Regions from separate parts of the Mus musculus genome. Here all the other regions are linked to region 1. The links are chromatin loops, found by intact Hi-C in ENCODE. Cell type or tissue: heart. All regions are shown on one strand. Links, peaks and the distances in the headings refer to the core of each region. The heading gives the core; the rest is flanking DNA. Region 1 holds the start of Memo1 (mediator of cell motility 1). Region 2 holds the start of Slc30a6 (solute carrier family 30 (zinc transporter), member 6). Region 3 holds the start of Xdh (xanthine dehydrogenase). Region 4 overlaps Xdh (xanthine dehydrogenase).

What was found. Peaks named below come from ENCODE experiments on the same cell type or tissue, not always from the same donor. Only the 100,000 strongest peaks of a DNase experiment are listed, where the experiment ranks them.
Region 2: it touches region 1 in a loop (2.1-fold over the local background); 2 of 42 quality-filtered maps call a loop at or near these places.
Region 3: it touches region 1 in a loop (2.0-fold over the local background); 4 of 42 quality-filtered maps call a loop at or near these places.
Region 4: a loop joins it to region 1, with 1.8 times the contacts of the local background. A loop is called at or near these places in 2 of 42 quality-filtered maps.

Annotation. Positions count from the first base shown.
Region 1 is chr17:74,293,738-74,299,397 of GRCm38, forward strand. Memo1 (mediator of cell motility 1) reads right to left here and starts at 1,126. Exons shown (of 9, transcript NM_133771.2): 1 at 955-1,126. The coding sequence starts at 1,015. In heart, for the core only: a CTCF peak has its summit at 2,919 (motif pointing left); a DNase peak (open chromatin) is centred at 2,924; H3K4me3 peaks cover 988 bases; H3K27ac peaks cover 967 bases.
Region 2 is chr17:74,392,692-74,398,351 of GRCm38, forward strand. Slc30a6 (solute carrier family 30 (zinc transporter), member 6) reads left to right here and starts at 2,917. Exons shown (of 14, transcript NM_144798.6): 1 at 2,917-2,977. The coding sequence starts at 2,975. In heart, for the core only: no CTCF peak of the experiment used is centred there; a DNase peak (open chromatin) is centred at 2,870; H3K4me3 peaks cover 2,043 bases; H3K27ac peaks cover 1,548 bases.
Region 3 is chr17:73,946,421-73,952,080 of GRCm38, forward strand. It overlaps Xdh (xanthine dehydrogenase), which reads right to left and starts at 3,776. Exons shown (of 36, transcript NM_011723.3): 1 at 3,658-3,776. The coding sequence starts at 3,708. In heart, for the core only: a CTCF peak has its summit at 3,194 (motif pointing right); a DNase peak (open chromatin) is centred at 3,841.
Region 4 is chr17:73,934,596-73,940,255 of GRCm38, forward strand. Xdh (xanthine dehydrogenase) reads right to left here. Exons shown (of 36, transcript NM_011723.3): 4 at 5,161-5,266; 5 at 1,277-1,403; 6 at 207-268. Among named protein-coding and RNA genes, the nearest start is that of Xdh, 13 kb to the right of the region's middle. In heart, for the core only: no CTCF peak of the experiment used is centred there; a DNase peak (open chromatin) is centred at 2,676; H3K27me3 peaks cover 568 bases.

The DNA.
Region 1 (5,660 bases), core at 1,879-4,378:
TCAGGGAAAAAAAAAAAACTGCCTTCCAGATTTTCCGTTTTCCCAAAAGAATCATGTCACTATCCAACCCTAGTACTTGCAAAGGGAAATATGGTTAGGGCCAGTTGCTGAGAAGCACAGATGGCCTAGAGACCAACAGGAATCACGGAGGAACTTTTCTTTGTTACCAAAGCAGAAATGTGACCCCTGAAAATAATCTCAGAAAACAATCCTTGTGAAGAGAGTTGTACTGGAGGGAAACGGCCCTACCCTTTCTCACCCAAAGAACTACACATGGTTTTTTGAAGACAGTGCAGACAAAATTCTCTCAAAACGTAAGCTAAACTAGGCAGGTCGTCCAGCCCCGGCTCGGTGCTGAACACAGGATACCAAAGAGGTTGCTCAGGAAAAGTGCTGATGCCATCTCCAGCTGCCCCTAAATGACAGTAACAATGCAAACACTGACAAAAGACCTTGGAGGCCACCCAGAGCCCCTGCCTGGCAGCAGCTCTGCCCGAATCTCCACGTACAAAGCGACAAATCCCCCCGAGAGGCCCAGGTCTGACAGATCTTCCAAGCGAGAGAGACCAAGAGTAGCAACACGAGAGATAGGGTAGAAAAAGTACTGCCTGTCACTCCTTCCAGGGGCGCTGGGTGCCCCAAGGGTGGGAGCAAAAACTGCGGTCCCCTCGGCCAGCCTCTGGCAACGAGGACCGCGCCAACTCGTCCTTCCCCACCGCAGAGGCCGTCCGCGGAGCCGCGGAGCCCGCGCTCGCCCTGGCCGGGGCCGGCCGGCAACTCCTCGCCCAACTCCGCGGGCGCCAGGCCGCCTGCCCGAGCGCCGGGTGGGGGAGGCGGCGCGGCCCGGCCCCGATCCCTCGGCACGCGGTCAGCGCCCTCCGCCCGCCGCCCGAGTCCCCGCCCGCCGGGCCCCGGCTGCCCAGCTCGACCACCCCGGCGGCCTGGCGCCCTTACCTGAGGCGGTGTACCAGCTCCCGGCGTGGCTGGCTTCCCGGCAGACCACTCGGTTGGACATCTTGGTGCCTGTGCCGCCTATGGTGCACGAGGATGAATGAGGAGGCGGCGGCGGCGGCGGCTCCGCGAGGGGACGAGACGCCGCGGGCCCAGCCCAGGAGGAGGCGGCCGCGGGGAGGGGACCAGCCCGGCCCAGGAGGAGGAGGAGGAGGAGGAGGAAGAGGAGGAGATGGCAGCCAGGGCGGAGGGCGGCAACAATCACCACAAACTCCGCCGGCCGCCGGAAGATGGGGCCCACGGCGGCTTTACCCTAGCCGCGCGGCCGCGGAGTCGCCGCCGCCGCCGCCGCCCCTACCCCTGCCCGAGCTGCTTCCGCGAGCCGCCCCCCGGCCACGCCGCGCGCGGCCTGCCGAGCCTCCCGCTGACCCCACCCCCGTGACTCCGCGCCCTTCCCCACCGCCCCGCCCCGCCCCGCCCCCACCACCGAGGCCTCCCTCCCGCCGCGCGCCCGCCGGCCCCGCCCCGCCCCGCGCCTCCGCCCGCCGTGCCGCGCGCTCAACGGCGGAAGCGGGACCGGCCCCGCGCCATCCCGGGTCGGGAGGCCGCGAGCCGGAGGGCGGCGGCGATCGGTGCCACCTCCCCCCCAACACACACACACACAGCCCGGGGCCGGGGCCTGAACCCGGGAAAGGCAGAGCCTGGGGAGCCCACGCGTCCTTACTCGCCGCTCTACCGGGGCCGGCCCACTGAGCATGCCCAGCGCCGCGGCCGGGCCCGCCGAGGAGGCTCAGCGTGCACGCTCCGCTCTCCGGGGTTTAGCGCCAGCAGAGGCTGGGGGCAGGGCGCGGGGCGCAGGACGCAGCCGCGAGGCGGGGTGAGCCCCTTCCCCCCCCCCCCCCCCCAGCCGCCTGGCTTGTCCCCGTGCGCCGCTGGCTCAGCACACACAACACACACGCGATCGCTGCCTGCCGAGTCCCGTCGGGGTTCCCCCTTCCCCGGCGTCCTTGGTGGGGTTCCCACCCTCGGGGTATCGCCCAGGAATGCAAGTCTGGGGCCACGCCGCGAAGTTTCGCTGGCAGAGACATCGCGCTGCGAGGCGTACTGGGATGGGAGAATATGGGGGGGTGGAGGACCGACCCTGTCAAAATGTAACCTTCGCTTCCCAGGCTCGCCCCTTACGACCTAATGTCTTCGACACAGTTAAATTTACTAATTGTATTTTAGGTATAACTGCAATGTGGCAAAGATTGTCTCAGTTATTTCCTACTGTGTTAAATGGGGGTGACGTTCGTGAGGGAGGGGTACCAAGGATTATGAGTTAATGCGTATGAGGAACCAGACGGGGTAAGGAATACTACAAATGTCACCCTTCACTTATAAAATCCCAGTATTCCACGTAAGTATTCCACGCAGCAAAAGAATTCCTTTACCAGTTGGGTAGAATCACAAAGGAAGTGGTTTGTTTGGCTTTGAAGTGCTGGATTCCAAAACCCAGGAAGTGTAACAGTTCCCCAACTCCCAGAAAGTATTTGGGAAAGAAATCATACACCGGGTATATCTTAGTTTCACATTAAACTAGATCCTGGAGAAGTCCAAAGTAGATGTCTAGCTGCCTAACCAAGTTCGGCGTTCCTTAATGCTGTAACAGTATACTTTTTGTTTGGTTGGGGTTTTTGCCAAGTTCTCAAGTGTTATGAGAAAAGCTCTACAGTTAATTTCAATGGCAAGAAAAAGGTAAATTGCCGCTTTCTCCCAAGAGTTTGTGTTGCTTACCAAACTTAGCAAAGACCCTAATGAATAAAATACAACTTCTTGCGCCAGAGAAATGGCTCAGTGGTTAAAAAAATAAATAAATAAAAAAAAAAAATAAGCACTGCTCTTACAAAGGACCTAAGTTGAGTCAGCATCACATTGGGTAGCGCCCAAGCAAGTCCAGTTCCAGGGGCTCTAACGCCCTCTTCTGGCCTCCACAGGCACCTACGATTACATGCACATACTCCACACACACACACAAATTATAATTGTTTTTTTTAATATTTATTTATTTATTATATGTAAGTACACTGTAGCTGTCTTCAGACACTCCAGAAGAGAGCATTAGATTTCATTACGGGTGGTTGTGAACCACCATGTGGTTTCTGGGATTTGAACTCAGGACCTTTGGAAGAGCAGTCAGCGCTCTTAACCGCTGAGCCATCTCACCAAATTATAATTGTTTTTAAAGATTTCTAGAATGCTTAGACTTTTTGTTTGTTTTGTTTTTTTGGGTTTTGTTGTTGTTGTTGTTGTTTTTCGAGACAGGGTTTCTCTGTGTAGCCCTGGCTGTCCTGCAACTCACTCTGTAGACCAGGCTGGCCTCGAACTCAGAAATCCACCTGCCTCTGTCTCCCAAGTGCTGGGATTAAAGGCATGCGCCACCATGCCCGGCTTTTTTTTCTAAGACAAAGCTTCATTATGTAACTGACTGGCCTGCATGGAACACCCAATGTAAACCTGGCTGTCCTCAAAGAGATCCACCTGCCTCTGGAGTGCTAGGATTGAAGGCAGGCACCACCGCAGCCGCTCTTTTGACACAGGTTCTGGCCTAGGACTGAGTATGCAGACCAAGCTGGCCTTGAACTTGCTGGGAACCCACTTGTCTCTGCCTCCCTAGCACTGGAGTGCAAGCACACCCAGCTCCAGCTTCTTGAAAGAAGTCAGTCGAACCTATTCACAACCACCTCCCCTAACGACTAGCTTCAGTCTATTAGCAATTCTATATGCATTTTATTATTGACAATCTGTTATATATTCTAGTAACTTGTGTTTGACAATCCATAAATGTTATTCATAGTAAGGGCAAGGAAAAAAATTAATAGTCCTTATGACACACAGAATAGAAAAAACAAAGAAGTCCCAGAACCTAACGTTAGTGCATATAGTTTCCAAAACAGAATATCCAAACTTTGTTGTAGTAAACTAGACACAGCAACAGTGCCCATCATTCTGACTTGTATTTGACTTGTTTTAATAAAGATGGCATCTTTATAGCCCTGGATGCTCTGGACTCTGAAATCCACCTGCATCTGCCTTCCAAATGCTGGATTAAAGGCATTCATCGCTACACATCTACTTCTCCACTTTAAGGTCTCTAACTCCAATTAGAGCTTACTAGTTACACTCGATTGTCCAGGTGAAGCTCTGGGAGTCTTCTTATCTAGTTGGCATGAGGATTATGGGAAACACCGCCATGCTTCCGCAAGGATTTATATGGATACTGGAACCCCAGTTCAGGTCTTCATACTTCCACAGCAAGCAGTTTACAGACTGCGCCATCTCCCCGACCCATCAGACTTATTTTTAATCATGCAGGTGTGTTTGTAGTCACGTAGATGGGATATGGTTGCCAGAAGTTTCAGATCCCATGTGCATGCTGGGATTCAAACCCTGGTCCTCTGTACTAACAGCCAATGCTCTTAACTGCTGAGCCATCTCTCCAGGCCCTGGATACGCAGATATACTATAGCATCACTTCGAGCCGGGCATGGTGGCGCACGCCTTTAATCCCGGCGCTCAGGAGGCAGAGGCAGGCAGATTTCTGAGTTTGAGGCCAGCCTGGTCTACAAAGTGAGTTCCAGGACAGCGAGGGCTATACAGAGAAATCCTGTCTCTGTATTAAAAAGAAAAAGAAAAAAAAGATATACTATAGTAAAACAATTTCCTACACTAAAAATTGGTTTTGAGCAGGAACTGGTGGCATATACCTTTAATCCCAGCATATCAGGTGGCAGAGGCAGGAGGATCTGAGTTTGAGGCTAACCTGCTCTACAGGACAGCCAGGGCTATGTAAAGACCATGCTCCCTACCCCACCCCACTCCCCAAAAAGTGATATAGCTCTTGTCCTTGAACTCAAAGATCCACCTACCTATGCCTCCTAGTGCTGGGATTAAGAGAGTATGCACCATCACCCCTGGCCATTAAGAATTACAAAATGTATCTTAACATAACCTTTGCAAGGGCTTTTAACTTGAAGAAAAGATTAGTATGCTTCCAGTGTAGGGTTCTCAACTTTAGTGCTTCTTTTAGTTTGAACTGGATGACTAAGAGGTGACAATAGGCACATGGACTGTCTAATGACCCCAGCAGACATCCTGACGGCAGCAGAATCCTACCTCACTACTGCCCATACATCACCCAAGGGGAAACGGCGCCCCTAGAGAACAGCTAACTGTCCTAGTGAGAGTGTTCCCTAGCTCTCATCACAACCTTCTCGGAGCTGGTGAGCTATCTCAGTTCCTTCATAGGGAACAATAGGAATACACTAAAAAACTACCGCCTGCTTCCTTTTATGTATGAATTACATAGAAGGGGGGGTGGTCCTATGACCTGGAACTGGAGTTACAGTGGTGAGCCACTATGCGGGGTGCTGAGTATCAAAAGTGGGTCCTCTGAAAGCAACAAATATTCTAGGATGTCACCTCTTCAGCCCCCGGCAGAGATGTCACAATCCTAAATAGCCAGCATGTTTGGTGTTCAGCTATCAGAACGCTGGGAGAATTGGGTTGAATTCCCACGGGCGGTGTTGTCTTCAGCAAGCCTTTTAACCTCCCCAGTCTGTCTGCTTGTCTGTGACATTGTCATATGACATAGGAAGAAAGGGCTGCTTGGCAGAGTGTGTTCAATCCAAGAGATCATTTAAGCAAAATAACGAACATGGTGGCTGTTA
Region 2 (5,660 bases), core at 1,722-4,221, 99 kb after region 1:
AGTGGGGCGACAGACCAGGTGCCTTGAAGAGGTCATCTACAATGATGGGCTATTTATTTAAGTATGAGCAGTCAGTCAAGAATTAGGAATGGTGAAATAGAACTGTGGGAAAAAGTCTGTATTTTTCAGTATTGGATTTCAATCTAAGGAGACCTAATAGGCCCTAGGATTTGCTTAGGGGGGTGTATGTATTTCTGCTTGTTTCCTGTGGAGCATGCCTCTGAAAAATTAGGCTGTGTTTACATTTTTCCTGTATTCCCAAGCATAGTGAATTCAGTCCAGCCTGGGCTACCTGAGACATGACCTCATTTAAAAAGATAAATTTAAATGGGTCCTAACACAAAATAGTTTGCCGACGATCTTGGACATTACTGTTGTGTAAGTCAATCCGTACACATTCTAGTAAAGTCATGATTCAGATTTTATATTGCCATATGTTATATGTTGCCACCTTTTAAATCTCAAAATACACATTTTCTTTTGTAGTTTAGTGTTTGGTTTTGAGTGTTTTGTTTCCTTTTTAAAATATTTATTTATTTTATGTATATTAGTACACTGTTGCTCTCTTCAGACACACCAAAAAAAGGCATCGGATCCCATTACAAATGGTTGTGAGCCACCATGTGGTTGCTGGGAATTGAACTCAGGACCTCTGGAAGAGAAGTCAGTGCTCTTAACTGCTGTGCCATCTCTCCAGCCCTCTTTGTTGTTGTTGTTGTTGGTTTTTTGTTTTGTTTTTTGTTTTTGTTTTTGTTTTTGTTTTTTTGAGATAGGGTTTCGCTGTATAGCCCTGGCTATCCTGTAACTCTTGCTATCCTTGGAATCTTGTAAATCAGGCCTGCCTCAAACTCAGAAACCCTCCTGCCTTTGCCTCCCAAGTGCTGGGATTAAAGGGATGTGGTAACCAACCAGTTCAAAATACACCATTCCAATGAGATATTTTCTTTAGTTTATTCTGCCTGGAAAGCGGTATTTCCAAGAATACTTATAACTCAGAAATGACGCTCACCTTGTAGAAGCTTTTCTGAGGGACTGGAGAGATGACTCCGTGGGTAAGAGTGTTTCCTGCTCAATCCTGAGGACTGAGTTTGAATCCCAGCACCCATATTTGGTGATTTACAAAAGCCTTTTAACTTCAGCTCCAAGGCATTCTAATGCCATCTTCCGGCCGCTTCAGACACCTGAACACACAAATAAAATATTTTTACAAAACTCTGACCACTATGAATTATCTACCCTGTCAATATTTATAACATAACTCCCCCCACTTCTTTTTAAAAAACAGGGTATCACTGTGAAGTTCTGGCTGGCCTGGACCTCACAGAATTCTGCTTGCCTCTGCCTCTAGCTACTAGGACTAAAGGCATGATCCACCATACCTAGCACATTACCTTAGTTTTGACATTCTACTTACAAATAACTGAATTTTTTTTCTTCTTGCATGTGTCTCTTACTAGGATACAATTTCACTAAGATCAGTGCCTAGAAGATAAGATCTGCAAATACAATCTTTATAGGCTACAATGACTGTGCAAGAAAGAAACTGTAGAGATTTAAAACTCTGTTATGGGATAAAGCCAAGTATTTTCAGTTCAAAGTCAGCTATTCTGAGTTCCACACTAGCTTATGAAACATATAAGACTTAAGGCATGCTTCAGATTTTTAAAAATATTTTATTCTTGGACAGTTTCCTGGTATATAATAAATTTTAGTCCTTGTCTCACCCTTCCTTCTCCCCCACCCCCCACCCCCGAAAGTATTCTCCCTAAGAAATCCCTCTCTTATTGTTCTGTCTTTTTGGTACTTTACGTAGTGAAGTGTGACTTGAATTCAGTGTCCTGCCACAGCTTCCCAAGACAGGCACCATATACAAAACAGTGGACTCCAGCTACAAGTGCTTATTTTTTCCTTAAATTTGAGATGCTCTCACTAACTGGGGAGGCTGACAGTGACCTACTCTAAACCCCAAGTATGCTTGAACTGAATATTTCTACCTCAGCTACCAAATCTATAGGGTTACAGGTTTGCACCCAGTTTAGGCAATTGAACCCTTGTGTGTCATGCCTAAGGGCTCTACCACCTGGTGGTGGTGTCAGATCCTCTTAAACTGCAGTAGCCACTTGGATGACTGGAGTCAGGAAAAGCCATCACCTCTTTTCATTCATTCATTCATTCATTCATTCACTCACTCACTCACTCACTCACTCACTCACTCACTCGTTCGTTTTGGTTTTGAGACAGTTTTGCTGTGTAGTGTAGTCTTCCTGCCTCAGCCTCCAGCGTTAGAATAGTACGCAGGCGATGCTGCACCCTGACCGGTGACGTGCACCAGTAAAGTGCTCGTGGAGGCCAGAGAACAACCTTATACTTAAGGTTGACGTTCACCTGGGTTTTTGAAATCGAGTCACTAAGGATATGCCTGCCTCTGCTTTCCTGAGTGCTGAGATCAAACAGGTGTGGCCATCGTGACGGCGTAGGTTCTTGTGATTTAACTCGAATCCTTGTGTTCTTAAGCCAAGCGTTTTCTGCGACATTATTTTTAATGAAACAGTTGGGAATTTGATAAATGTATTTTTAACATAGGCTGAGTCTACCTCGAGGAGCCTGACCTCGAAATCAGCGAGACTTGCCCGGCCTTACTGTGACATTTCTTAATGTTCCTGCTTCTTCATTTTTAAAACAGGAGTATAAACTGTAATAAACTCACACTCTGGTAGAAGACTTTGAACAGACCTCAAAGTTCCTCCCAAGGTGATAAATGCCCACCCTTTCCCTGGGCGAGCAGCCCCGCCCAGAGCAGCTCTAATCCGCCCACTTCCCAGGCGGCGGAGAACAAAAAGACGGCGACCTAGGGTACATGCGCAGTCCCGCCCCCTCGCCCTGCAACCAATCGGATTCTGAAGGCCCGCCCCTTCCGCTTGAGAAATGCGACTTCTCAGAGCGTCTTCCGGCGGGAGCTGTACGGCTCCTTACCATGGTGAGTTGGCCGTGGGGTGTGCGGGATTCTTGCGGGATGTTTCCCTCCTGCTTCCTCGCTCGAGCGCCCTGCTGTACCGCAGCTGCTCGGAACCGCGTGGTCGGGCCTGCGCTGGGGTTCCCAGCGCTCGGGTTCTTGAAGGGTTCCTGCTCTGTGCCTCTACAGCTGGGAAATGCCAGATTTGCCTAATGTTAAAATTAAAGCTTCCTCTGAGAACAAGTGAACGCCATCAGCGACTTGAGGCTTGCGTGGGGCTTTCTAGGGCGTGTTCACTCGTTTGCTTTTCAGTGTTTGAATAGCTCGGCACTGAGCAGCGGCTACAGAAAGGGTTAGTGGAGCAGCTCGGGAAAGGTTCTAGTATACGCTATGGTTGTTGGAATGTCAGGTTTTTCCTAAAAATTATTGAGTTAATTATTAAGCTGAGTGTTTTGGCACATGCCTTTGGCCTACAACTCAGGAAACTGAGGCAGGAGGATTGCACTTCGAAGTTCACCCTGAGTTAAATAGAGACTCTGACCCGAAAAAAAAAAACAAAAAAACCCCATAATCTAAAACCAAACAACAAAACGCGTAAGTCAAACATAATTATCTCAGTATTCTGTAAAGGTGAACGGGTGGTTGCGTTTTCAGATGTCAGAGTGCTGACCGCCCTTTGAAACGATCACAAAAACTCATTGAGCCCTTACTGGTAACTTACATACGACAATGACATATTTGTGTTCTTACTGTTGCCACCATAAAGTTTCCTTCTTTGGAGGCCAGCCTGGTCTACAAAGTGAGTTCCAGGACAGCCAGGGCTATACAGAGAAACCCTGTCTCGAAAAAAACGAAAAACCAAAACATTAAAATATTATATATTAAAATGTCTAATGAAGATCTGTAAAAGAATTCACCGTATTCTTTTAAATTGTGTGGTTATGTGCACGTGGGTGCAGCTGTGGGAGAAAGCCAGAGACATTAGATCCCTGGAGCTGGAGTTACAGGGAGCTGTGAGCAGATGTGGATGCTAGGAGTCAAGCTTAGGTCCTCTGGAAGAACAGCCTGTGTTCTCAAGTACTGAGCCATCTCTCTGGTTCCCAGATTTTTTTTTTTTTTTAAATTTTGTGTATGGATGTTTGTCTGCCTGTTTCTTGGTGCACAAAGTACGTGTCTGGTGCCCGGGGAAGTAAAATGAGGGTGTTGAATCTCCTGGGAGTGGAGTTACAGACAACTGTGAGTGCCGTGTGGGCACAGGGAACTGAACTTGTGTCCTTTGTAAGAGCAGTGAATACTCTTGATTTGTGAATCATAGTTCTAGCCCTTGATAGGGGGAAAATCACACACAGTATTTTCATAAAATTTCAGTAATCCTTTGGGTACAGAAAATGGATAGGATAAACCAGTTGTGGTGCACGTCTTTAACCCAGCATTCTGGAAGCAGAGGCAGGTGGATCCTGAGTTTGAGGCCAGCCTGGTCTGTAGAGTGAATTCCAGGGCAGCCAGAGCTATACAGAGAAACCCTGTCTCAAAAATAAAAGTGTGTGTGTGTGTGTGTGTGTGTGTGTGTAAAATGAACAGTGACCAGACAACCTTCAGTTATTCCAACTTTAAAGAAATAAACATATACAATATACACGTTGTAGCAACAGTGAACAGCTTGCAAACTGTGTTGTTTGAATTGGACCTTTGTATCTAATTTGCATATGCTATTCCATCTGCCAGTATTATTGGTGGAGGCCAGATGTGGGTGTCAGGATGCCTCCTTAGCTGTGTTCCCTTTTTTTGTTTCCCCCAGTTATTTTGAGACATGGTCTTTGAGACATGATCTTGGCGCTTGTCTATTCTAGACTGGCTGGCCAGTAAGTTCTAGGAATCTTTAATTTTTGCCTTTCTGAGACTTGAACCTACAGCCAAATCCTCCCCCCCACAGTGGAATGTGGGGGAGGGGGAAAAACAATTTTATACTTATAAATATCTGTTTTATAAAACAGTCAACACATATATACTAACATATCATCTGCAAAAAGTGATATTTTGACTTCATCTTTTCCAATTGGAAGGAGGTTACAGAGACAAAGTTTGGAGCTGTGTCAAAAGGATGGACCATCTAGAGCCTGCCATATCCAGGGTTCCATCCCATAATCAGCATCCAAACGCTGACACCATTGCATACACTAGCAAGATTTTCCTGAAAGGACCCAGATATAGCTGTCTCTTGTGCCTAGCAAACACAGAAGTGGATGCTCACAGTCAGCTATTGGATGGATCGCAGGGCCCCCAATGGAGGAGCTAGAGAAAGTACCCAAGGAGCTAAAGGGATCTGCAACCCTATAGGTGGAACAACATTATGAACTAACCAGTACCCCGGAGCTCTTGACTCTAGCTGCATATGTATCAAAAGATGGCCTAGTCGGCCATCACTGGAAAGAGAGGCCCATTGGACTTGCAAACTTTATATGCCCCAGTACAGGGGAACGCCAGGGCCAAAAAGTGGGAATGGGTGGGTAGGGGAGTGGGGGGGAGGGTATGGGGGACTTTTGGGATAGCATTGGAAATGTAAATGAGGAAAATACCTAATAAAAAGTATTAAAAAAATGAAAATAAAACAGTCAACAAAGGGAGGCCCTAGATTTTTATGGTGAGAACATTAGTCACGGAGTGAAATAATATATGAGGTAGGTATACATATGTAGATTTGCAAGAA
Region 3 (5,660 bases), core at 2,026-4,525, 350 kb before region 1:
AATATCCTGGTTATTAAGGCAAAGCTTCTTTTCTAGGAGAAGTCACACAGGCAAATAAAAATGACCCAAAATGACATTTATCACCCTCCTGGTTGGCATCAGTGACCTTAGTGTGCCATTTCTCGCCTTGTTTCTCCTTCTCCTTTATAGTACATCACACTAGACACACACACACACACACACACACACACACACACACACACACACACACACTGCCTGCTGGGACCACCTACAAATTCAAGGTAAGTTCCTCAGTGTCTCTGAAGACCCCTTTAAACATGTCTTCACTTTTAGCCATCCTGCCTCCTACTTCCCCAGCAAGTCTGTCTGATTGAAGTTAAAATCCATCTCATATCTCCTAGTCCCGTACCTTGAGCATATCTCTCTCTCTCTCTCTCTCTCTCTCTCTCTCTCTCTCTCTCTCTCTCTCTCTCTCTCTCTCTCTCTCAGACATATTGACTTCTTGGGAGACTTCATATGCTGCCCTACCCAAGGCTTTCTACCTCGCTACCTTCTCTTGAATATCTACACAGAACAGCCATGCTACGTTGGAGCTGTGTCTCACGAGCTTCCCACGGTGTGCCCCACGGAATAGTCTCCACAGAAAGCCCAGAGGGAAAACACTTGGCAGGCATCCCAGTGTGAATCTGAAATATTCCCTCCAAGGCCATATTTGCAGCACTTGCTACCTAGCTGACAGGGTGGTTGTAAAACCTTTAGGAGCTGAGGTGAAAGTAGGTCATGGGGTTGTGGGGAGGCTTTGGGGGCTATACCCAAACTCTGGCACTTCCTTCTCTCCATCTCCTCTTCTGTCATATTGTGGATAATGACCCCTTCCCTCTATTTACCGTAATCGTCTGCTCAAGTTACGAGGCCTATTTGTGGACTAACTCCAGTGAAACCATGAGCCGAAACAAATCCTTCCTTCCTTCCTTCCTCCCTTTAATTGATTCTGCCAGGTATTGTGGTGCCTGGGATATAAAAGGAACACACTGCAGGGCAAGTAACATGGGCCAGCCTTGATGGGCCAGCAACATGGCTCAGTGGATAAAGGTGTCTGCCATCAAGCTTGATAACCTAAGCTGAGTTCAATTAATATCTTCTCTCACTCTCTCTCCCTCCCCCTCTCTCTCATACACACACAGAGAGAGACAGAGACAGAGAGAGACAGAGAGAGAGAGACAGAGACAGAGAGAGAGAGACAGAGAGAGAATAAATACATAGAACTCAAAGAAAATGAGTGAGTAGATTGCTCTGAAAATTTGAACTTTAAAAATAAAATGATTGTTGGGTATTGTGTTGTATTGTGGTGGTGCATGCTGTTAGTCACAGCACTCAAGGTTCAGAGGCAGGCCAGTCTCTGTGAGTTCGAGGCCAGCCTGGTCTACATAGTAAGACCCTGTCTCAAATAAATAAATAATAAAAAGGAAGGAAGAAAGGAAAGAAGGATGAAGGATAGAAAAAAGGAAGACAGTCCTAAAGGATGATAACATACTATATACATTAAATCTATAACATTAAAATTATAATTATCCAGTGAAAGAATAAAGCTGCATGCCTCCAGCTATGTCCTCTTCCTGTAGGGATTTCTCTTGCATCCCTCTCAGTAAAACTAGAATCCTGGCCCCTTAAGAGGACATCACCCACAATGCTGGTGAAATATTGAGCAACGCTCTCCCTTTAGTACTGACTCCAGAAGAGGACAGGTCACTAAGGTCCAGGTCACTCCCAGAAGATTCCACAGGCACTTGGTGTCTCATACCTGAGCCCTCTCTAAGCCCACTGGTGCAGACAGAACCATGCAGTGTAGAAAACAAGGAAAGGAAGAGGTGCCCTGAGGAGAACCAGCTGCCATCTTTCTACCGCTCGTTTGGTAATTTCTTTGCACAATCTCTCTGGCCCAATGCCTAGAACATCTTGAAGAAGGAAATGAATCTGAACTTACTCAATCTGCCTGTGCTCACTCAGATTGCCTGCTAGCTCTGGCTTCTTACTACTCACCAATTGCCCTTACTTTCTTCATCCTTCTGGAGAGCTCACACCTTTTTAAATGACAGGCTGGCTATTCCTCAGGATAACCTGACGGGACCAGAAGCTCCCAGGAATAGAAGGGATTGGTGTGATGCTACACTCTAAAAAAATCTAAAAATCACTTCTCTCCAGTGCTAGTAAAATGCAAGGAGAAGCAATTTCAGCCAAGCCAGTTCACCTCAAAAACACTCCTTTCTAGAACCAGAGGCTGACACTAAGCTATCCCCCCAGAAGAACTGTGGGTCACACATAAATCAACACCCGACCTTAGAGCAAGATATGACCTTCAGAACACTTTGAACCTGCCACTAGCTCACTGGGAAAAATTCATTTATGAGCATCCCAAAGATGATGATGTCTGTGTGTGCACAGTATTTCCAGGGAGCCAAGTTAACAGCTGTTTCCTCACCTCTGTGATGCAACCATTGGGCACAAAAGACATTTAAAAGATTGAGTTCAAAAGCCTTACTACCATCAGCTTAGGCATTTCACCCTAGCCCTTGTCTTGGTCCAAGCTTGCCCAACACACACACACACACACACACACAAAAGCAATATATCAGAGAGATTCAGGGATCCAGGGATGGGGCCACTCCCACTGAATCCACAGGCTTTACCGTACTGGTGTTGAAATGACTCCTAAAGTTTGCGTGCTAGTTAGCCAAGCAGATGCTGGCAGTCTAAGCCCTTAGGAATTCTTGAAATCACATGTCCATTCTTGCAAATTTCTTCAGAAATTACTCAGTCTCTTTAATCAACACAAAAGTGTCAAAATAAAAAAACAAGTAAAATTGTTTGGGGAGGGGGGGAAGCCTTTGGCCCACTCATGGTTTATGAAGTCCATGTGGCCAGTTACAGTGGGGGAAATGAGGGTTCTTCTCCTGTGACCTCAAGTGGGGAGCTGCAGTGCTGGGAGTACCTTGAAGGGAGGCCAACAACGCCAGAAACAATACACTTAGCTTGCTCCTTCTCTCCCTGCACCGAGTTGACCTTGCAAAGATTCTCAGGCTATCAGGGATTTTGTGGACCCCATACCACTTTACCTACATTCACAAGTGCCGTTTAAGGGGTTTGCAATATTTACATATAGAACTGAGAGATGGTGATGGAGGAGTCCTTTATGAAAATAATGACAATAATGGCTTGCCACAAGGTGTCAGTATATGTTGCCGCACAGTAAATCAGCTCTAGTTAAATCTATGTACAGGATCATATATCAGAACCAGTGGCTGTGTGTGTTTTATGTTCCGGCATTAGCATAAAAGTGCCCGCCTCCTGCTGTTTGTATTAAAGAGAGCCACTGAAACACTAGAAACAGAGAAGAAACACAGAAATAGGGAAGTGCTGTTGCCTCCTCCTCTCACCTAGACTCTGTTCCTTTTCCCACCTCTGAGCCAGTGTGTCCTCTAGCATAGAGTGGCCATCCCTCTCTCTTCCCTCCCCTTCCTCCTTTGCCCTCTGAGCGTCTTGCCTGTGTTCATCTTGCTCTAAAGTTACCAAACTACAGCAATATCTTTTGAGGGGTAAGATGAGACCAGAACACATCAAAGTGTCCACACAAGAGAAGTGACACAGGTCCCCTTTCAGACAGCAGAATCTCTAAACCAAAGGTCAACTGCCACTTACCTTTTTGCCATTCACAAAGAAGACCAACTCATCTACCGTTGTCCTCGTCATCGTGACGGCCGGAGTCCCCGAGCTGCTGCGAGGTGCTTGTAGATATCACTGCCTGCAACTTGAAAGATACGCCTCCCAGCAAAATGAAACAAAGTTAGCCAATGAGAAAGAAGCAGCTCCAGGCATGGACAGCTCTTGGCAAGAGTCACAGGTTTGCACAATCCAGGAAGGACCAGACAGCCAATCCACAGATCCTACTCTGTCCTCCTAGTCAAAGTGCACAGAGGAAAGTGCAGCCGTAGATTAAGGAAGCCTGCATCTTGGCACCAGATGACTGTGAATTCTGGGCACCTGCCCTTGTGAAACCTGCTTCATCCTCCTCCCACTTGCCATACCAGGAAGAGCAGGGAAGGAGCAGTTTGCCAGCCACTGAGGCTGATTCACTCTCTTCCCGTTCACACTTGTTATTTTCCCAAACCGGCTCACCCTGACACAGGCTCGCCACTGGCCTGCACAGCTCACTCTCTCAGGGCCTGGCAGAATGTGAAGGTCAGAGACACAGACCCTTATGTCCAGACTCAAACCCTGACCTTTGACTACAGCCTGTCACTTATCGCCTGCAGGACTCAGCTGTTTCTTCCTGGAAAAGGGACATCAGGATGACACCAAAAGCAGAAAGCTGAAAAGCAAAAGGTCTCTCGGGCGTGCCTTATAAACTTGCAGAGAATGGAAATAATCACTTTTGAACAGTCACAGGAACAATCCCAATAACAAATCATGTTCCAGAATTTCACAAAACTTGTCAAATTATCAGAGGAACTCATACACCAAAACATATTACAAGCACCAAGTAAATAAAATAAGCTAATACAACAACACCCACCACAGTCTGTTAATAGAGCTGAGAGCCCCCAGCTCCATCAAGGACCATTAGCTTCTGGTGTAAATGCCTATGCACAGCATCCACTCAGACAACACTCGTGGGCTCTCCTTGCTCCACCTCCCACCACTCCATTCCACCCATCTTCACATCAGCAGGCACTCTGTCCTTCCCCAGCCCTGCAGTCACTCAATCACTCAGCCAACCTACAGGGACACATGTGTCATCGTCCTGGAAGACCACAGAAAAGGAAGAAAAGTGCATGGTCAGATGAGCCTGGTGCAGCAACAACATTTTGGGAAACAGGACTCCTGGGACAGTCACATCATCAACACAACGCCCCTTTGCTGGCACAGCCCTGACGGAACCAAGAATGAACTTATTTGTCGGTCAATTGATATCCCAGTTTACCCTTAGACTTATGCACCAAATCCCTTCAAGTTTCTCGGTCCAGGATATTCTGGTCATCATAAAACAGTACTTGCTACCCGGAATCAAATTCCTTACGAAATGGGCAGTTTGGCTGTCTGGGGATGTTAGTGACATGCCTGGTAGGGCTGTTGTTGAAGATGATGATGATGATGATGATGATGATGATGATGATGATGATGATGATTATGATGCTTCTGAGACCAGGAAATGGAACTAACCATCCCAAGCCCAGGATAATCCTTCACAATAAAGAGTTGTCCAACCTAACATGTCAATCAAGTAGAGGCAGAGATGTGGTGACCTGGAAGGGAAAGGGTGGGGAGAGGGACTAAGGCTGAACCTAAGGTGTGTTTTGTTAACTCCCTGTTCCTCACACTCCTATGATGGACTGGTGTTCTGTTCAGTGACTCATCTTCATGAGCTCTGCCTTTCCCCCACAGTCCCAGGGAAAACTCTGAAGGCTGGATTTAGTGTCAGCTCCATCACCTTTGCAAAAGTCACTGGCTTGGGTCCAGTGGCCACGTTCACAGACACGGCTTACTATAACTACTCTGTAAAATCAATTCTGCCAAAAAAAAGTAAAGAAAGAGGGCAAACCATCCCAGCAGATGTTGAGAGAGTGCTGGATGGAGGATATAGGAATGTGAAACCTAGGGGTTGGTAACACCCACAGTACCCCTCCCCTGCCATAATCTGAAGG
Region 4 (5,660 bases), core at 1,396-3,895, 360 kb before region 1:
GCCTTGCCAGCAGGAAATTTCACACCAGGGATAAGAAGGTAGCGTCTGCTTGCCTTAGCACATATTACCTAGGAGGAGGGCTCACTACACTGGCTTGCTTCATTCTTCCTCCCAATAGACCTAAGGTCCTTGGCATCCTCCCAGTTGTGCTTTTTGCAGTTTCCTGATTTAGGGGCAGGCTGTGCCCACTCCAGGGCCCCACTTACCTTGGCAAAGGTCCGGAATCCCTGGAGGATGGGTCTATAGCCTGTACAGCGGCAGAGGTTTCCTGCAGGCCAAGGGGAAAGCTGTAAAGTTAACGTCCCTTCCAGGGGATGAGGACTTATGACTTTGCTGCATGTGCTTGACCTTCGACCTCCTATGTCTGCTGCCTATGAGGCCCTGCTCCTGCTTACATTTCTGTCTCTAAAACACCCATCCCGGTGCCTTCCCACAATGCCTAGAGCAAGCCCACCCTGACCCTTTCAGAGTGTCTGATCACCTTCTCACTGAGCTTCTCAAACTATATTACCAGTCATGCTCCCTCTTCAGAGTGGGAGTCTCTGGAGGAAGGGACTCCTATCTTTTATCCTGTGTCCTTCACACTTCAGATAGTACAAAGCATAGGGCTCAAAAATCGGCTGAGATATTGAATGGGTGGGAAACTTTCTGGATTTAATTCCCTAGATAGAGAGCTATAATCCAGTCACAGGAGATGAATCGGGAAGTGAGCATCTGCTATGACTCAGCATCTAGTCTCTCTTCCTCCTGAGCAGCAATCACCCTGGTCAAGCTTGTTCTGATGGAAGTCAAGTGAAAGAATCCGAGGCCAACAGCTCTCAACCTGTGGGTCACAACCTCGTTGGCAACAGTCTGTCTCCAAATCCATTTACATCATGATTCATAACAGTAGCAACTTTACAGTTTTGAAATAGTAATGAAAGTATATATAGTAAATAGTAGAGAGTCACCACAGCATGAGGAACTGTACTCAAGGGTCGTAATATTAGGAAGGTTGACAAGCACTGCTCTAGACAGCTTCTCAAATGTCAGTGGTTGTCTTGGGACAAGGTTGCCCCATGAAGGGTAGGATCTAGACATCCCAGGAAGCAGGGACCAACCTGGTCAACCAGAAGAAGGTGAACTTCCCAGCAGATCTTGGCTACCATGTTTTATAGCCAGAGCTCTCAGAAGAGCAACACCTGGCATTCCCAGCCCATTCTTGACTGTCATTGTCTTGACCTGTTCAGGACCCATGTGCCATCCCACTCCCTGGGCTGCGCCTAAAGGTCCACACCTTGGAAGGCATTCTCGATCTCCTCGACAGTAGGCTCAGGCTTGTTTCGGAGCAGTGTGTACATACTCATGACAATACCAGGGGTACAGAACCCACACTGGGAACCATGGCTTTTGGCAATTCTCTCCTAAAAAAAAAAAAAGACAGATAACACATGCTCATGTTGGCAGAAACCCCACCTCCCCAGCTCCTTCATATTTGCTTAAAGCTGTGAGGGTCTCCATCAGGCCACTGAGCCCATCTGAGGTGGCACAGATTCCTCATCTTCATGACGGAGACCATCCCACTAATTACAGCTATGGATTTTTTTTTAAAGTCATTCATATAAAACTCTATTTTTTTCTCTTCTTTATCCCCTCCTTATTTCTTTCTATTTGTTTGTTATCGAATAACGCTAGGGCCCTGAACATACTAGGCAGGGACTCTATTATTGAATATCTGTAGACCTTTTTCTACTGTTTGTATGTATGTTTGTTTGTTTGTTTGTTTATGATGATGTCTCATTGTGTAGTACAGGCAGGCCTCGAACTTGATTTCCTTCTATCCTAGTCTCCTGAACAGCTTGGTTTACAGCCACCAGGACAGCCTCAAACTCCTGGTGTTGTCCCTGGCATTCTGTAGGCATCCATCAATGTTAGCCATTAGTGGACAAGTCCTTTAGAGAATACTGTTAGTTCTAGCACAGAGAGTTTAGGAATTTACCCCGGTTCAAGTATCTTAAATAGAAACACTGTGCTGCGTTCTTTTGACTACATGAGCCTGCAGTGAAATTCAAGCACCACTCCTGAAGGACCACAGAGTGTGCCCTATTCAAACCCACCACTGCATTCCTGGATTGTTAAGTGAAGGTACCCTCGGAGCACAGGGAGGACATGAGAACTGGACCAGGCGCTAAGCTGAGTTTACTATATGCATAGAATGTCACAAAACTCCCACCAAAGCTGGTGGGTTTTACTTCCAGTTCCTGTTCCTCATCTACATGGCTTTCTCCTTTTTCTGTCTCTTGGGAATCTTTCTCGGTACTTGAGTAAAACTGACAGGACGTTATAACATCTGTATCTGTAGTCTACCCATTCATTTTGTGAACATGGATCAAGAACCTAGTATGCAGTAGGCATGAAAGGTTATATAAACAGAGAAGAGAGATGGGGAGAAATTCCATGAAGCCTGGACTGTAATAGTGCAATTTTGATAAAAATGGAATAAGAAAAATTCCATGTGGTGGCCAGCGCTGTGCAGAAGATTTGCACAATTACATGATCCAGAGTGACTGAACCACTCTAGAAAGGATCTCGAGGCTGGTTTCAATATCGCAGTTAGGATCAAGAAAAGAGAACTGTCAGCAAGAATGCTTGATACAGCACGAGCTTGGCGTGCCAGAGCAGCTGAGAGAATATGGGCGGAACCTGCTGACGCTAAACACTTTGGGTGGGAAAGCAGCTCCTCACAAGCTGGGGCAAGCTACAGAACCTTCTCTGTGTGATGGGCAGCCTTAGGAGATTTCAGCCAGCAGTGATGTGATTCATGGCTTTAAAAAAATAAATCACTTTGGGCTGCTGGGTGGAAATTGCATTCTAAAAACAAACACAGAAATGGGTCTTCGGAATATAGTATAGCCAGCTAAAAAGAGATAATGACATGGATCAAAGTAGTGAGAGTTAAACAGATGGGGGAGCTATCATAGATGGTTTAGAGAGTGGATCACACTTCTGGATGGATAGGGTGTAGTATGTGAGGGGATCAAAGATTACTCCTGGATCCTTGGAAAGTAAGAATGGACTGCTTTGCCATTGGCTTAAATAGAGCAATACCCAGGAAGGAAGATGTTATGGACAAAATGGGTTTTTCCTACAGCTGAGATTAGACATTTGTGCTGTGGTATCAAGTAGGCAATTGCAAACGAGTAACTTCTGAGGAGAGGTCAAAGTTGAAAGTGCAAGTGTGTACCATTTGCAGGTAGTGGATGTTCCAACGTACCTGCCATGAGATTGTAAGAATGGAGAAGGGCAGGGCTGAGGCCAGAACCTGGATACTGTGGCAGTCTGTGGGGAGCCAACGAGTCAACACATGATGCCAATGAGAGTAAGAGATGAAAACATGGGAAAGCCAGAAAACAAGAAAATCAAATGCACTAGGAATACAATCAACCCTGCTGCTTATATGGAGATAAAATAAGAACACCGAGAGTAAGAGTTCATGTTGTTGGGAGGGCGGATACAAATCCTGTGTTCAAACTACCCCTGCATTTGGCTACCGAGGAAACAACAGGCTCAAATTAAGCTCACACTTCTCGCAGGTTGGGCAGGTTTAGAGGTGTACCCTTTTCCTGCCTAAGAAACAGAGATGAAGCAACAGCACTCTCGCCCTGCTCTGACACCACAGACTGGATCATATGCTCCTCCTGTGGAACAGAACCTGTTTGATCATCCGGAGGCCCTAGTGCCTGGAGACAAAGGAAGTGTCACCCCCTGAAAGACGTGTCTCTTCAAATGGTCAAGAGAGGATTCAGACCTGGGTTTAACTCTGGAACCGTCTCTGATTGCAATTTTTCAAAGAACTCGCGCCTCAGTTATCCCAGGGTGGGGCTGTTCTCTGCCTCCACCTGTTTCAGTTTGGGCTAAGAGCATCCAACTTCTCCCTCCAAACCCCCAGATTTGCAATATGGTCCCCCTCATGGTTCCTGACTTCAATCCAATGCCAAGGTCTAGTTCCACAAGGGAGAAAACCCCCAGTGAGGTATTTATGGGTATGTTTGTTTGGCCCTTGAAGTTGCTGAGGTTGTGAATAACCTTGAACTTTTGATTCTCCTGCATCCTTCCAAGGGCTACAATTTCAAGCAGGCAGTGTACCCCGTTTCTATGGTGCTTGGGATCTAATTCAGAGCTGCATGCGTGCTAGGAAAGCAATCTCGTCAACTGAGTCATACAGCCCCTAGCTATTAACTTATCTTCATTCTCCAGAGAGTAAAGGTCTGACAGTCCATATGCGTGGCATTTAATATTGATTGATAACTTTATAGGATATGTAATTTAGGAAACAAGCCTCTGGGTGTGTCCCTCGAGGAATTATCTAGATTAAGTTTGCCTCTGGTCAAAGCCATGAGTGTTTATCTAGATTAGTCAAGGTGGGAGAAATGGCTGAATCCAGGACTGAATAAAAGAAAAACAGCTAGCCAGATATGAGCATTCCACTGCTCTCTGCTTCCTAACTGTGGATGCAATGTGCCCAGAAGCCTCAAGCTCTGATCACTATGACATCCCTACCATGGTAACGAGTACCCTCAAACTGTGAGTTAAAATAAGTTCTTCCTTATGACTGTAAATATTAAAGTAGCCCGTTTTCCTTTGTTCCCGTTTTGAGGCTGGTACAATGGTAGCTGGCCCTGACTACTTATCTCCAGTTGCTTCTGACAGGAATGTTGCAGAAGCAATGTGTAAAGAAAGTAATTCAACATTGATATTGTTCGAAGAGTGGAGGATGTGTGGTACAACTGGAATTATAGGAGTCATGGAAATCTGGAATTGGAGGACTGTCATTTGTCAAAGCATACTCAAGAACAAGATGTCCTTCCCTGCTTTCCCAGGTCTGAGGTAAGGATGCCCCTGGATATTAGATTTAGCTGAGTTGTTGCTGTTGCTGCTGTTCCGGGGAGGGGGGCGGGGGGAGGGGACATCATGCAGTATTAGATCATCCTGTCCCTATGGATGGGGGAGCTTTGGGTATGAGTACCTGCTCTCTCTACCTTGTTCATCTAGAAAACATTCACAGGGGGCCCTGGAACAACTTCTTTTCCTTGGGCTGTGAAGTTTCTCCTAACAAAGGTGCAGCCTTGGTGCAAGTTCCCCTGTAAAACGTGCTGGCCTCACGTTTACCACTCCACTCACCTGGACAGGATGCAGCTTCTTGGTGTTTCCTATGCCTTCCACAGTTGTCACAGCAACATGATGCAAGGAGCAGATGGGGGTCAAGCAGGCATTGACGGAAAAATGACTAGAACCACAGATTAAGGCCATTTCATTGCCATTGAGGTCATCAGAGCAGTGCAGGGACTGCCTCATAGGACTTGGGCGCTTTCTGAATGTCTCTCTGCTCTGTGCTAGGTTTGTGTCTGCTATTGTTATCTTTGCCTCTCCATATAAAACTCTGAGCCAGGAAAAAAGGGGGTTCTATTCCAACTGCGACTGAGCCTCATTAGAGTCTCCGTGGGCAAGCTACAATCACACCAGCCTCAAACTGGAGCAAAGGAAAATAGAGTACTCTAAGCAATCTCTTATCCCAACTCTAAAGGGCATTGAAAGGAACTTTCCAGCAGGCTATAACCTCGAAGCATGCTCCTCCTCTCTCTGCAGGACCCTTCCCTGGTCCTCAGCATTAGAGCATAATT